Linked DNA regions of Homo sapiens: region 2 is linked to region 1. Evidence: chromatin contacts called from ENCODE Hi-C or POLR2A ChIA-PET data. All regions are on one chromosome and are shown on one strand. The core of a region is the stretch at or near the end of the contact, and the rest is flanking DNA. Distances in the headings are between cores, read along the strand shown.

Region 1 (6,294 bases), core at 1,982-4,481:
ACAAGTTGGGAAGGCGCTCAGTGGGAGGGTTCAGCCCACAGCAGAGAAGTGTATTCAGAATCTCTTCCTTCTTGCAGGTCACACCTGAGCTGCCCTCTTCCTGAGAACAGAGAGAGCTTCCAGGCAGGGGGCCCTACTGTCTGCCCAGCAGGTGCCTAGGGCCACCATTTAAGAGGGTGCTCACTCTCAGGTGCTGACCCTGTACTCACACAGGTGCCTGCTCCCCTCACTCTGGTCCTGGGCAGGCCCAGCCCCTCTGCATCTGTCTTATGGCCTCCAACCGAACAGGCCTGTAATGAGTGATGGCTGTCACTTCCTTTCTGCCACCCGGGTATCTCACAATTTTTTTTAGCCAATTCTGACCCCAAATCATATGGAGAAGGGGACTGTAGGAAACTTAGTTCTAGTTTAGCCAGGTGGATACAGGGCAAAACCACTCCAGCCCACCTTTGTCAGCGTGGCATTTCTGCACACTTCCTCTAACCAGATTAACCTCCAAATAAAGCCACTAGCAACATCATGCTTCTGCCGAACATGATGAAACTAGGCTCATATAACCCAAACAAGCTAACCCTCCCAGAAAAGGACTCAGGTCTATAGATCACTTCATCCATCTTCAGGTGATGTTTATTACTCTCCCAGCTGACACACACACACACACACACACACACACACACACACACCCCTTTGATATTCTATAACTTAGATATCAAAATAGGTTACCAGCCAGGCGAGGTGGCTCATGCCTATAATCCCAGCACTTTGGGAGGCCAAGGTGGGCAGATCTCTTGAGCCCAGGAGTTCAAGACCAGCCTGGGCAACATGGTGAAACTTTGTCTCTACAAAAAATACAAAAATTAACCACACGTGGTGGCTTGAACCTGTAGCCCCAGCTACTTGGGAGGCTGAGGTGGAAGAATCACCTGAGCCCAAGAGCTCGAGGCTGCAGTGAGCTATGATGGTGCCACTGCACTCCAGCCTGGGCGACAGAGCAACACTGTCTCATTAAAAAAAACCCAAAAAACATACATATGTACATATATATATATGTGTGTATGTGTGTGTGTATATATAAAATAAAAAATATATAAATGTTCATATATAATAAAAAATTTAAAAGTAGGTCACTTATTAACATAAGAATGTATTAATCACAGGGAAATGAGGAGGAGAAAGTGTTACTAGTGTTACGACAAATGCAATTACAGTCATGTCAAAACAAAGAAGAAACATCCTCACTCTTGAGTGTCCTCCTTTCTGTCACTCTCACATGGCCGCAGCTGGTGCTGACTGTTTCTACTACCCACTGGGTAGTCTCTGTGCCCTCAGCAGATACCTTGGTGTTACCTGTTTGGTGGGATGACTCAAACCCTTATACCTGAGGGTCTGGGCCATTCACGCTCCTGCCTGAATTACATGGCTGTAGTTTGCAGTAACTGTTACCACAGGACATGAAGGGACCCCGAGGCTCTCAGTGCTCCAGACATACCCTCCCTTCATCCCTCTGTGTAGCAGTGCCCCAGTACCCTGATAGTTTGGCTCGATCCCCGGATGTCTATTGTTCTCTGGCATAAGGAGCCCACAGTGGCCAGGGAGGCAGCCTCTTGTGGAATTGGTCGAAGGTTTCCTCTCTTGGGAATTAAAGCCTCTAAAGCAACAGAGCCCAGAGCTGTGTGGACGGGAAGCACCTTCTGTTTGTTGATTTCCAGAGCCATGAATCCTGGCTAGGGGTGAGGTGATGCCACATAATGGCTTTCTGGTTGCATTTTAGTGATTGATTTCTAGCATCGTTGCATTGTACTACAAAAGCATAACCTGTATTTCAGCCCTTTGATTTTTTTTTTTTTTTTTGAGACGGAGTGTTGCTCACCCACCCTGGCTGAAGTGCAGTGGTGTGGTCTCAGCTCACTGCAACCTCCACCTCTTGGGTTCAAGCAATTCTCCTGCCTCAGCCTCACAAGTAGCTGGGATTATAGGCATGCACCACCACACCCAGCTAATTTTTGTACTTTTAGTAGAGATGGGGTTTTGCCTTGTTGCCCAGGCTGGTCTCAAACTCCTGAGCTCAAAGTGATCTGCCTGCCTTGGTCTCCCAAAGTGCTGGGATTACAGGTGGGAGCCACTGCACCCAGCCAGCCCTTTGATATTTGGGGACACATTCTTTTTTGTTTTGAGATGGAGTCTCGTTCTGTCACCCAGGCTGGAGTGCAGTGGCACAATCTCAGCTCATTGCAACCTCTGCCTCCCAGGTTCAAGTGATTCTCCCGCCTCAGCCTCCCAAGTAACTGGGATTACAGGTGTGCACCACCACGCCCGGATATATAAATATAGATATCTATTTAGATACCTATATATCTAGAGATGGGGGTTCACCATGTTGGCCAGGCTGGTCTTGAACTCCTGACCTAAAGGGATCCGCTCACCCTGCCTTGGCCTCCCAAAGTGCTAGGACTACAGGCGTGAGCCACTGGGCCCAGCAGGGTACATGTTCTTTATAGCCTGGCATATGTGCGCTTTTGTTCCATATCTGCTTGAAAAGAATGTGCCCTGCACTCGGAGCATGCTCTGCTCCGTGGATGGCATAAGGCTGTCTACTGTCTTCCTCAAACCTTCTCTAGCCGTTCTCACTCATGGCCCACTTATTCCACTAATTACAGAGATGTGTAAGAATCTGGGAGCATCTCTACATCTATAGGCATCCCACAGCTGGAACGGGGCTCCCCTAGACAGTTCTGGCCTTCAGGCCTGCGGAATGGTTGAGGCAAAAGGAAGAAAAAGACACTGAGTCCCAAGCAGAGATGTGGGGTCCTCCTCCCCCAGTTCAGCTTGGGCCAGTCTCACAGCACCCCCTGGTGGCCTCCCGCTGCAGGTCACACACTTACACTCTCAAGGACTGCACTGGAGCTTCAGACAAGGAGGGCACTCTTCCAGGCCCTGTTCTTGCTGGATGGGTCAGGTCTCTTCCTCTCCCTCCCTGTGACTCCCCTTTCTCCACCGACTACAAGGAAATGGTCTCCTGCCAGCCTTCTCGCTGTCTGAGAACGTGAAATGGCAAGGTCTCCTGTTGAGACCTTGAACTACTCCAAGCGCTTCCCACTTCACTTCTATGAAGTGAGCTTCCCTCAAAATTTCTGCTGACCTCATCCACGAAACAGGGAAGAAACCCAAGGGCAGGTTGAGCCTCAGCCATTGTGAGGATCTATCTGAGGCGTAGGGGGTCCTGTCAGGAGCTAGGTTGTGGAGCACATGGGCTCAGGGAAAATCACAGCTGGGGTGCTTGCGAAATCATTGTTTTTAGGAAATACGTAAATACACCAGGCGTTAAGGCGACATGAAAACATAACAATGAGAAGCAAGAAGAAAATGGTTATGGTTGGACCTATTTTCTCCTTTCCCACGAACCAAAGGGCTGGCTCAAACCCCAAATTTGGCCTTCTTCCCTGGTTCAGCTGCACCTGACACCCAGAATACAGCACAGGGCTGGGGGAGGGGTGTGGAGGGGGAGCAGGCCCTCTGCTTCCCATGTTACAGTAGCTAACATGGGAATAGGACTCCCCCAAACCTCCAGCCCAGGCTCCTTCTGTGGCTACGCGAGGGGTGTTTCCCGAGGCACGTCCTTCCCTCCAGCGGAAGGCATGTTCAGGGAACACAGGAACGCAATGGGGCTGGAGCATGGAGGGTCCAGAGACGGGAGCCAGATCAGGAAGGGCCTGCAGGCTGGCCTTGACATTCTGGTTTACATGGGACTCAATGGGGGTGTCTGAGGAAGGGAATGACCCCATCAGGCTAGCAGGGTAGAAAGCACTCTGGCTGCCAAAAGCAGAACAAATACAAGGGCAGTCAGGTCAGGAGGCTGTGCACTGGGCCAGCAGAGGGATGGCAGCAGCCTCAGGTAAGGCAGAGTAATCAGAGAGGAGGTGGCATCCAGTGATATCAAGGAGCAAGACTGGGGGGGGGCGGTCCATGAATTAGAAGGTAGAGGAGGAGTGGGTTTTTGAATCCAGGCTTAAGAGGAGAAAAGGACAGGAAGTAGGGAGAGAGCTGATAAGCACCATCAGTATGCATAACAGGCAAGAGAAAGTCACTTGTTCACACAGCAAGTGCTGCTGGGTGGCCTACTCCACAGCCTCTTCAGGGGCAGAGCCCACCCCTCCAGGGCCCAGTCTGCACAGTGGGAAAGGAAGATGGGCAGAGAGAGGCTGATATTGGGCACCTCTGGGGCGGGCCACTAATAGAAGGGAGAGGCTTCAAGCTTTAAGATAAGACTTCCAGCCAGGTGGCTCACACCTGTAATCCCAGCACTTTGGGAGCCTGAGGCAGGCAGATCACCTGAGGTCAGGAGTTTGAGACCAGCCTGGCCAACATGGTGAAACCCTGTCTCTATTAAAAATACACACACACACACACACACACACACACACACACACACACACACAAAATTAGCTGGCATGATGGCACACACCTGTAATCCCAGCTACTCGGGAGGCTGAGGCAGGAGAATTCCTTGAACCCGGGAGGTGGAGGTTGCAGTGAGCCATGATCGTGTCACTGCACTCCAGCCTGGCAACAGAGTGAGGCTTCACCTCAAAAAAAAGAAAAAAAAAACGAAATTATTCCTGAAGAAACACAGGTATCAGACTTGCTAGACAAAGACCTTAAAACCATCTTAAATACGCTCAAACAGTTAAAGGAAAACATGGACAAAGAACTAAAGGAAATCAGCAAAATTATATATTAATAAAATGAGAATATCAATATAGAGATATAAAAAGAACCTCAACAAAAATTCTAGAGCTGAAAAATACAATAACTAAATTGAAAAATTCAGTAGAAGAAGTCAATGGAAGGTTCAAGCAGGTAGAAGAGAGAATGAACAAACTTGAAGAAAGTACATTTGAAATTACTTTGTCTGAGGAGCAAACAGAAAAGAGCAAACAGGCCGGGTGCGGTGGCTCATGCCTGTAATCCCAGCACTCTGGGAGTGCTGAGGCGGGCAGATCACCTGAGGTCAGAAGTTCGAGACCAGCCTGGCCAACATGGTGAAATCCCTTCTCTACTAAAAATACAAAAATTAGGCCAGGCACAGTGGCTCACGCCTGTAATTCCGGCACTTTGGGAGGCCAAGGCAGGCGAATCACAAGGTCAAGAGATCGAGACCATTCTGGTGAACATGGTGAAACCCCATCTCTACTAAGAATATAAAAATTAGCTGGGCATGATGTCGCGCGCCTGTAGTCCCAGCCACCCGGGAGGCTGAGGCAGAACTGCTTGAACCTAGGAGGCAGAGGTTGCAGTGAGCCAAGATTGCGCCACTGCACTCCAGCTTGGTGACAGAGCAAGACTCCATCTCAAAACAAAACAAAACAAAAACAAAAACAAAAAAATTAGCCGGGCGTGGTGGCGCATGCCTGTAATCCCAGCTACTCTGGAGGCTGAAGGAGGAGAATCGCTTGAACCCGGGAGACGGAGGTTGCAGTGAGCTGAGATGTCACCACTGCACTCCAGCCTGGGCGACAGAGCAAGACTCTGTCTCAAAAAAAAAAAAAGAAAAGAGCAAACAAAGGTGAAGGCATCCTAAGGGACTATGGGACACCATCAAGAGGACCAAGATACACATTATGCATTCAGCAAAGGAGAAGAGAGAGGAAGGAACAGAGATTATTTGCAAAAATGTCCAAAAACTATCCCAAATTGGAGAAAGACGTGAAACTACAAATCAAAGCAGCTCAATGAACTCCAAGAGAATTAACCACAAAAAGATCCACACCAAGACACATTATCATCAAACTGGCAAGTGACAAAAAATCTTGAAAGCAGCAGCCAACAACAACAAAAAAAAGTTGGCTGGGTGTGGTGGCTCACGCCTGTAATCAAAGCACTTTGGGAGACCAAGGGAGGTGGATCACCTGAGATCAGGAGTTCAAGACCAGCCTGGTCAACACGGCAAAACCCCATCTCTACTAAAAATACAAAAAATTAACCAGGTGTTGTGGCAAGTGCCTGTAATCCCAGCTACTCGGGAGGCTGAGGCAGGAGAATTGCTTGAACCTGGGAGACAGAGATAGCAGTAAGCCAAGATCGCACCACTACACTCCAGAGTGAAACCACGCCTGGCTAATTTTTTGTATTTTTAGTCATTGTTGAAGTTCAAGGGAACAAGATGTATGACAAGTGACTACTCATCTGTCAGAGTGGCAGGGCCACTGAGGATGTGACAGTCATTCATCCACTCTGAAACAACTCTTCAGGATCCCTAACATAGAAACGAACATCTGGCCTTTACATGCTTTGATA
Region 2 (6,294 bases), core at 1,389-3,888, 260 kb after region 1:
ATGCCTGTAATCCCAACACTTTGGGAGGCCGAGGTGGGCGGATCACCTGAGGTCAGTAGTTCAAGACCAGCCTGGCCAACACGGCGAAACCCTATCTGTACTAAAAATACAAAAATTACGAAAATTAGTGGGGTGTGGTGGCAGGCTCCTGTAATAATCCCAGCTACTCGGGAGGCTGAGGCGGGAGAATTGCTTGAACACAGGTGGCGGAGGTTGCAGTGAGCTGAGATCGTGCCATTGCACTCCAGCCTGGGCAACAAGAGTGAAACTCTGTCTCAAAAAAAAAAAAAAATGCAAAACAAATGCAAGATTAGGTCGCAAAGTGAGTATTTGAAATGCAAACAAATGACCAATTTGGTTGCCCCGTTGGAGAGAAGAGAAAACCGAGGCTGCGGCACGGGGAGGGCTTCCTTGGTGAGGGCAGACGCAGGAAGGCACACCTGTCCCACTGCTTGCGCATCCCAAACCTGCAGAAGGTGGTCCAGCCACAGCGGACTGGCTGCTGTGGCATCTCCCCACCCCCTTCCAAGAGGCCCTGCTTAGAGGCCCCCTCCGCCCCAAGGAATGCAGGCATCAGTGCTTCAGACTCTGGCCTAACCACCGTCCCCACCTCCCAGGCCCCCACCCTTTCCCTCCAGATGTGGGCACAGCTGTATTTTTAGAACAGCCGACCACGAGGACATTCTTTCCTTCTAATTAAGATGGCTTCAAATCTCTCATCTGCAATCAGCCCCATTGTTCAGTCCTCAAACATCAAAGGGTGGCCAGGAGGGGCCGCCTCAGCTGGTTGTGGGGTTGGGGCTTGTTTTCTTTCTTTCTTTGTCTTTGAGCCATTACGCTGGAAATGAGACCCAGAACCGGAGTGGATGCCAGCTCTGAGGAGGAAGAAGCAGGCCTTTGGGTAGTTTGCAGGACCTGCCTGTCTGCACCCCTGCACCCTGTCGCCAACCTTGAGTGAGGTTGTCCAGCTAGGCTGCAGCCCCCCAGTGCACCCATCTGAGGTTAGGGTCTGTCTGGGACAACTGCGGGATCAAAAAAGGCCCTGTGTTGGCTGGGCGCGGTGGCTCTCGCGTGTAATCGCAGTGCTTTGGGAGGCCAAGGTGGGCAGATAACCTGAGGTCAGGAGTTCGAGACTAGCCTGGCCAACATGGTGAAACCTCGTCTCTACTAAAAATACAAAAATTAGCCGGGCATGTTGGCTCACGCCTGTAATCCCAGCAAGTCGGGAGGCTGAGGCAGGAGAATCGCTTGAACCCCGGGGGCAGAGGCTTCAGTGATCATCAGGCCTCCTGACCTCCTCCCTCTCCCCCGCAGGAGGCCCCTGGTGTAGGACAGAGATGCCCACCCACGTGGGGGCAATAGGAAAGGCTGCAGGGAGGAATGGCCTCTGGGTAGCCTTGAACCGTGTTACAGTCCTCCGTGCTACAGCGCTCTCAAGCCCACTGACAGATGAGGAAACCGAGGCTCAGAGAGGCCAACAGGCTGGCCTAGAGCTGCTCAGCCCACTAGCAGTGAGGTGCTCAGGAACGCTAGGTCCCCGCAGTCAGCCGTGCCCTGCACCCCTCACTCATCCCCAGGGATGGACCGGGCCTGCTGCTGCCTGAGCCTTGGCTCCAGGTAGGAGGCACCTGTCCCACCCCGCATGGAGCAGAGAGGAGAGCCACGCAGGCGGGCCGAGGCCGGATGGGACTGGCGTCAGGCTTCTCAGCTCCCCAGGGTCCTGGCCCACCCGGCCCCGCGCGGCTGGATGTGAGGACAGGGCAAGTGAAATCGCACCGGGGCGGGTGGCGCAGGGCAGGAGGCTGCAACTCGGTACAACGGCCAGGACTGGAGCGCCCAAGAGCTGAGGGGCAGGGAGGGCAAGGCAGAAAGGGGAGCCTCCCCAGATGAAGTGCCCCCTACCCAGCGGCGCCTGGGCGCAGGCCTCCTTTGTGTCACCGCCACCACTGAACCTTCGCGAGTCGGCGGCAATCGCTGGTGCTGGGTTCCGCAGAGCCCGGGCTCTGTCGCCCCCTCGCGGCCGGAGCCGGTCTGGGCGGCGTCGGGGAAATCCCGAAAAGCCTGCGGGGAAGAAGCTGAACGGGGGCGGGACCCGGGCGCGGTGAGCCCATTCATTCCCCGAGGGCTGGGAAAGTCTCCACCAGGAGACGGAATCCCTGGGATGTCCCCAACGCTGGGCCCTGCCTCCCTAGGCCCAGGTAACAGGCATTTTCTAAGACAGTTCAGGGACACGGAGGCACCCCGCTGGAAGAGCCGGTGGGCTCCCGGGTGGGGTACGGGCCGGGTGGGAGTCAGTATCACCAGCGGGCTTCGCTGGATTGATTGTTTTTATTTATTTATTTTTAAATATTTATTTATTTATTTTTGAGACGGAGTTTCGCTCTGTCGCTCACGCTGGAGTTCAGTGGCACGATCTTGGCTCACTGCAACCTCTGCCTCCCCGGCTCAAGCAAGCCTCCTGCCTCAGCCTCCCCAGTAGCTAAGATTACAGGCGCCCACCACACACCCGGCTAATCTTTGTATTTTTGGTAGAGATGAGGTTTCACCAGGCAGACCTCAGTTGATCCGCCTGCCTCAGCCTTCCGCAGTGCTGCGATAACAGGCAGGAGCCACCGCGCCCGGCCTGTATTGATTGTTTTTAGTTTGAGCTGCGCTCCTCCCTTGGCAATGTGAGGAAGACCAGCTCTGCCAGCCGGGCTGTAGGGCTGGTGCGGGCACCGGCTTGGCCTCACAGAGCCTCAGGGACTCCCCTCGTAAATGAGGCTGACATCCACATATGGGTGGTTGCACCTAGCACTGCACAGGACGGATGTGAGCACCAGGCTGCTACAAATACAGATATGACTTTCACATGCCCAAGGTTAAACTCCCAGTCAATGTTTGCTGAGGCGAAACCTAGAGCTTCCTGGCCAAAGGATAATAATTAATGTCTGGGGAGCCCACACATGGGGACCTGTCTCCAACGAGATGGGGGTGGCTTTAGGGCATCCAAGAGGCATTTCAAGGAGAATCAAGGGGCAGCCAGGTATTGTTAATGGTGGCCAGGTCAGGATCCAGTCTGGCAGGGTCTTGGATTCAAGGTTAAACCCAGTTCTAAATTTGGGACTTATCCCCAGGCTCGCCCCCAGGCTTTTACTATGTAGACATATATATTCCTACACACATTAGGTACGGTTTTGTATATTTCCAAACAATATACAGGCATAATAGTGTAGGCATCTTTCTGCAACTTTGTTCATGCAGCGTTGTGATTCACACATGTTGATACCGTTCCTCTAGTCTAGTCCACTGATTTTCACTGATGCATGGTATTCTATGGTATTCTACAGCTTATATCTCCTTTTTTTGCATGATTGACATTTGGATAGTTTCCAATTTTCCTATGGTACAAAAGATGCTGCATTTGTGAACAGTTCCTGAGCATGGGATTAAGAGTTTCTCCAAGGTAAACCCAGGAGTGGAATTGCTGGGTGGGAGAGGTATGTGAACTTCAACTTCCTTCATCTGCCCAAATTGCTCTCCAGAGTCATTGCACTGATTTACATTTTTCCTTCCTTCCTTCCTTCATTCCTTCCTTCCTTTTTTTGAGATAGGGTCTTAGTCTGTCACTCAGGCTGGAGTGCAGTGGTGTGAACATGGCTCACTGCAGCCTTGACCTCCTGGGCTCAAGCTTTTTTTCCCACCTCAACCTCCTAAGTAACTGGGACCACAGCTGTGTGGTGTGCCACTGTGCCCAGCTAATTAAAAAAAATAAATTATAGAGACAGGGTCTCACCACATTGCCTAGGCTGGTTTGAAACTTCAGCCTCAAATGATCCTCCTATTTTGGCCTCCTAAAGTGGTGGGATTACAGGCATGAGCCACCACACCTAGTTCCAACTGATATTTTCATCAATAGTACGTGGGTGTTCCAGCTGATCAACACCACCACTTGGTATTGCCAGAATTAAGCTGTTAGTCTGTTGAGTGGGAACCAATATGCTGATGTGGATTTAATTTGCATTTCCTGATTACTAATGTAGCTATCTTTTAATTAGGTTTTTTGGTCATTTCAGTTTCCTCTTCTGTAAATTCCTTGTTCATATCTTTTTTTTTTTTGAGACGGAGTTTCACTCTGTCGCCCAGGTTGGAGTGTAGTGGCACGATCTCGGCTCACTGCAAGTTCTGCCTCCTGGGCTCAAGTGATCCTCATGCCTCAGCCTCCTGAGTAGCTGGGACTACAGGCCAAACCACCATGCCAAGCTAATTTTTTGTATTTTTTGGTAGAGATGGGGTTTAATTTTTTGTATTTTTGGTAGAGACGGGGTTTTACCATGTTTCCCAGGCTGGTCTCGAACTCCTGAGATCAAGCGATCTGCCCCGCCTTGGCCTCCCAAGTGCTGAGATTATAGGCATGAGCCACCGTGTCAAGCCTGTTTGCCCATTTTCTTTTCCTTATTGGTATGTGGGTATTCTATATACATTCTGAATACTAATACTGTGTTGGTCATATGTTGTAGTTACCTTCTTCTACTTGGTAGCTTTAGGTTTCAACTTTTTAAAAAATGCGTATTTTTTTATTTAAAAAATCGAGATGTGGTCTCACTATGTTGTCAGGGCTGGTCTCGAACTCTTGAACTCAAGTGATCCTCCCACTTCGGCCTCCCAAAGTGCTAGGATCGCAGGCTGGAGCCACCACACCTGGCCAGGTTTCACCTTTTCATGGCGTCTTTTGTTTGTTTATTTGAGACAGGGTCTTACTCTGTTGCCCCAGTTGGAGTGCAGTGCTGTGATCACCGATTACTGCAGCCTCAACTTCCCTGGCTCAGGTAATCCTCCCTGAGCCTCAGTCTCCTGGGTAGCTGGGACCACAGGCTCAAGCCATCATGCCCGGCTAATTTTTTGTAATTTTTGTAGAGACGGGGTTTTGCCATGCTGCCCGGGCTGTTCTCAAACTCCTGGGCTCAAGCAATCCACCCACCGTGGCCTCCCAAGGTACTTGGATTACAGGCGTAAACCACTGTGCCTGGCCCATTAATGGTGTCTTTTAACACACAGATTTTTAATTTTAATAAGGTTAAATCCTCATAAGAAATCTGCGTGGTTTATCCTTGTTTAACCCGGGGTTATAAAAGTATTATATATTTCCTTTTTATTTTTATTTTTTGAGATGGAGTTTCACTCTGTCATCTAGGCTGGAGTACAGTGGCGCAATCTTGGCTCACTGCAACCTCTGTCTCCTGGGTTCAGGTGACTCTCCTGCCTCAGCCTCCTGAGTAGCTGGGATTACAGGTGCCCGCCACCACACCCAGCTAATTTTTGTATTTTTAGTAGAGACGGGGTTTCGCCATGTTGGCCAGGCTGGTCTGGAACTCCTGACCTCAGGTGATCCACCTGCCTTGGCCTCCCAAAGTGCTCGGATTACAGGCATTAGCCACCTCGCCCGGCCTTTACATTTTTTTTTATAGAGATGGGGGTCTGCCCATGTTGCCCAGGCTGGTCTTGAACTTATGCGCTCAAGTGATCCTCCTGCCTCAGTCTCCCAAAGTGCTGGGATTACAGGTGGGAGCTACTGCGTCCAGCCTAAAATGTTTGAAGTTAGGTTTTTGCATTAGGTTTGTGTGTACCTGGAATGACTTTTGTATATGAAGTGAGACAGAGGTCCACACTTTTTCCCCATATCATCAACTGTCCTAGCGCCATTTATTAGCCCGTCACTTCCCACTTATTTATTATTATTATTTTTTGAGACGGAGTCTCTCTGTCGCCCAGACGGGAGTGCAGTGGCACGACCTTGGCTCACTGCAAGCTCCGCCTCCCGGGTTCACGCCATTCTCTCGCCTCAGCCTCCCGAGTAGCTGGGACTACAGGAGCGTGCCGCCACGCCCGGCTAATTTTTTGTATTTTTAATAGAGACAGGGTTTCACCGTGTTAGCCAGGATGGTCTCGATCTCCTGACCTCGTGATCTGCCTGCCTCGGCCTCCCAAAGTGCTGGGATTACAGGCGTGAGCCACCGCACCCGGCCACTTCCCACTTATTTCTTAAGGGGGAAAAGGCAATGGTTGTTTTGAAAAAAAATTAACCTGCTCTCCCTCTCCCTCTCCCTCTCCCTCTCCCTCTCCCTCCCCCTCCCCCTCCCTCTCCCTCTCCCTCTCCCTCTCCCTCCACGGTCTCCCTCTGATGCCGAGCCAAGGCTGGACGGTACTGCTGCCATCTCGGCTCACTGCAACCTCCCTGCCTGATTCTCCTGCCTCAGCCTGCCGAGTGCCTGCGATTGCAGGCGCGCACCGCCACGCCTGACTGGTTTTCGTTTT

The links. A loop is a pair of places that touch in the nucleus more often than their neighbours do. ChIA-PET counts read pairs that join two places held with the same protein, here RNA polymerase II (POLR2A). Pooled maps may share reads with other maps.
Region 2: a loop to region 1 is called in a pooled map, with 6 times the contacts of the local background. The contact joins two enhancer-like sites. A Hi-C loop is called at or near these places in 7 of 50 pooled maps. POLR2A ChIA-PET finds 5 or more read pairs at or near these places in 7 of 52 experiments (AG04449, HEK293T, HepG2 and 4 more).

Annotation. Positions count from the first base shown.
Region 1 is chr22:23,588,445-23,594,738 of GRCh38, forward strand. It overlaps a transcript of DRICH1 not described here. Among named protein-coding and RNA genes, the nearest start is that of IGLL1, 11 kb to the left of the region's middle. Within about 2 kb of position 3,232, at least 2 of the 41 ENCODE cell types and tissues checked have a DNase peak (open chromatin) inside an H3K27ac peak, as active enhancers do.
Region 2 is chr22:23,847,698-23,853,991 of GRCh38, forward strand. No RefSeq gene overlaps it. Among named protein-coding and RNA genes, the nearest start is that of SLC2A11, 7.0 kb to the right of the region's middle. RefSeq lists enhancers at 81-838, 839-1,594, 1,595-2,350. Within about 2 kb of position 2,639, at least 2 of the 41 ENCODE cell types and tissues checked have a DNase peak (open chromatin) inside an H3K27ac peak, as active enhancers do.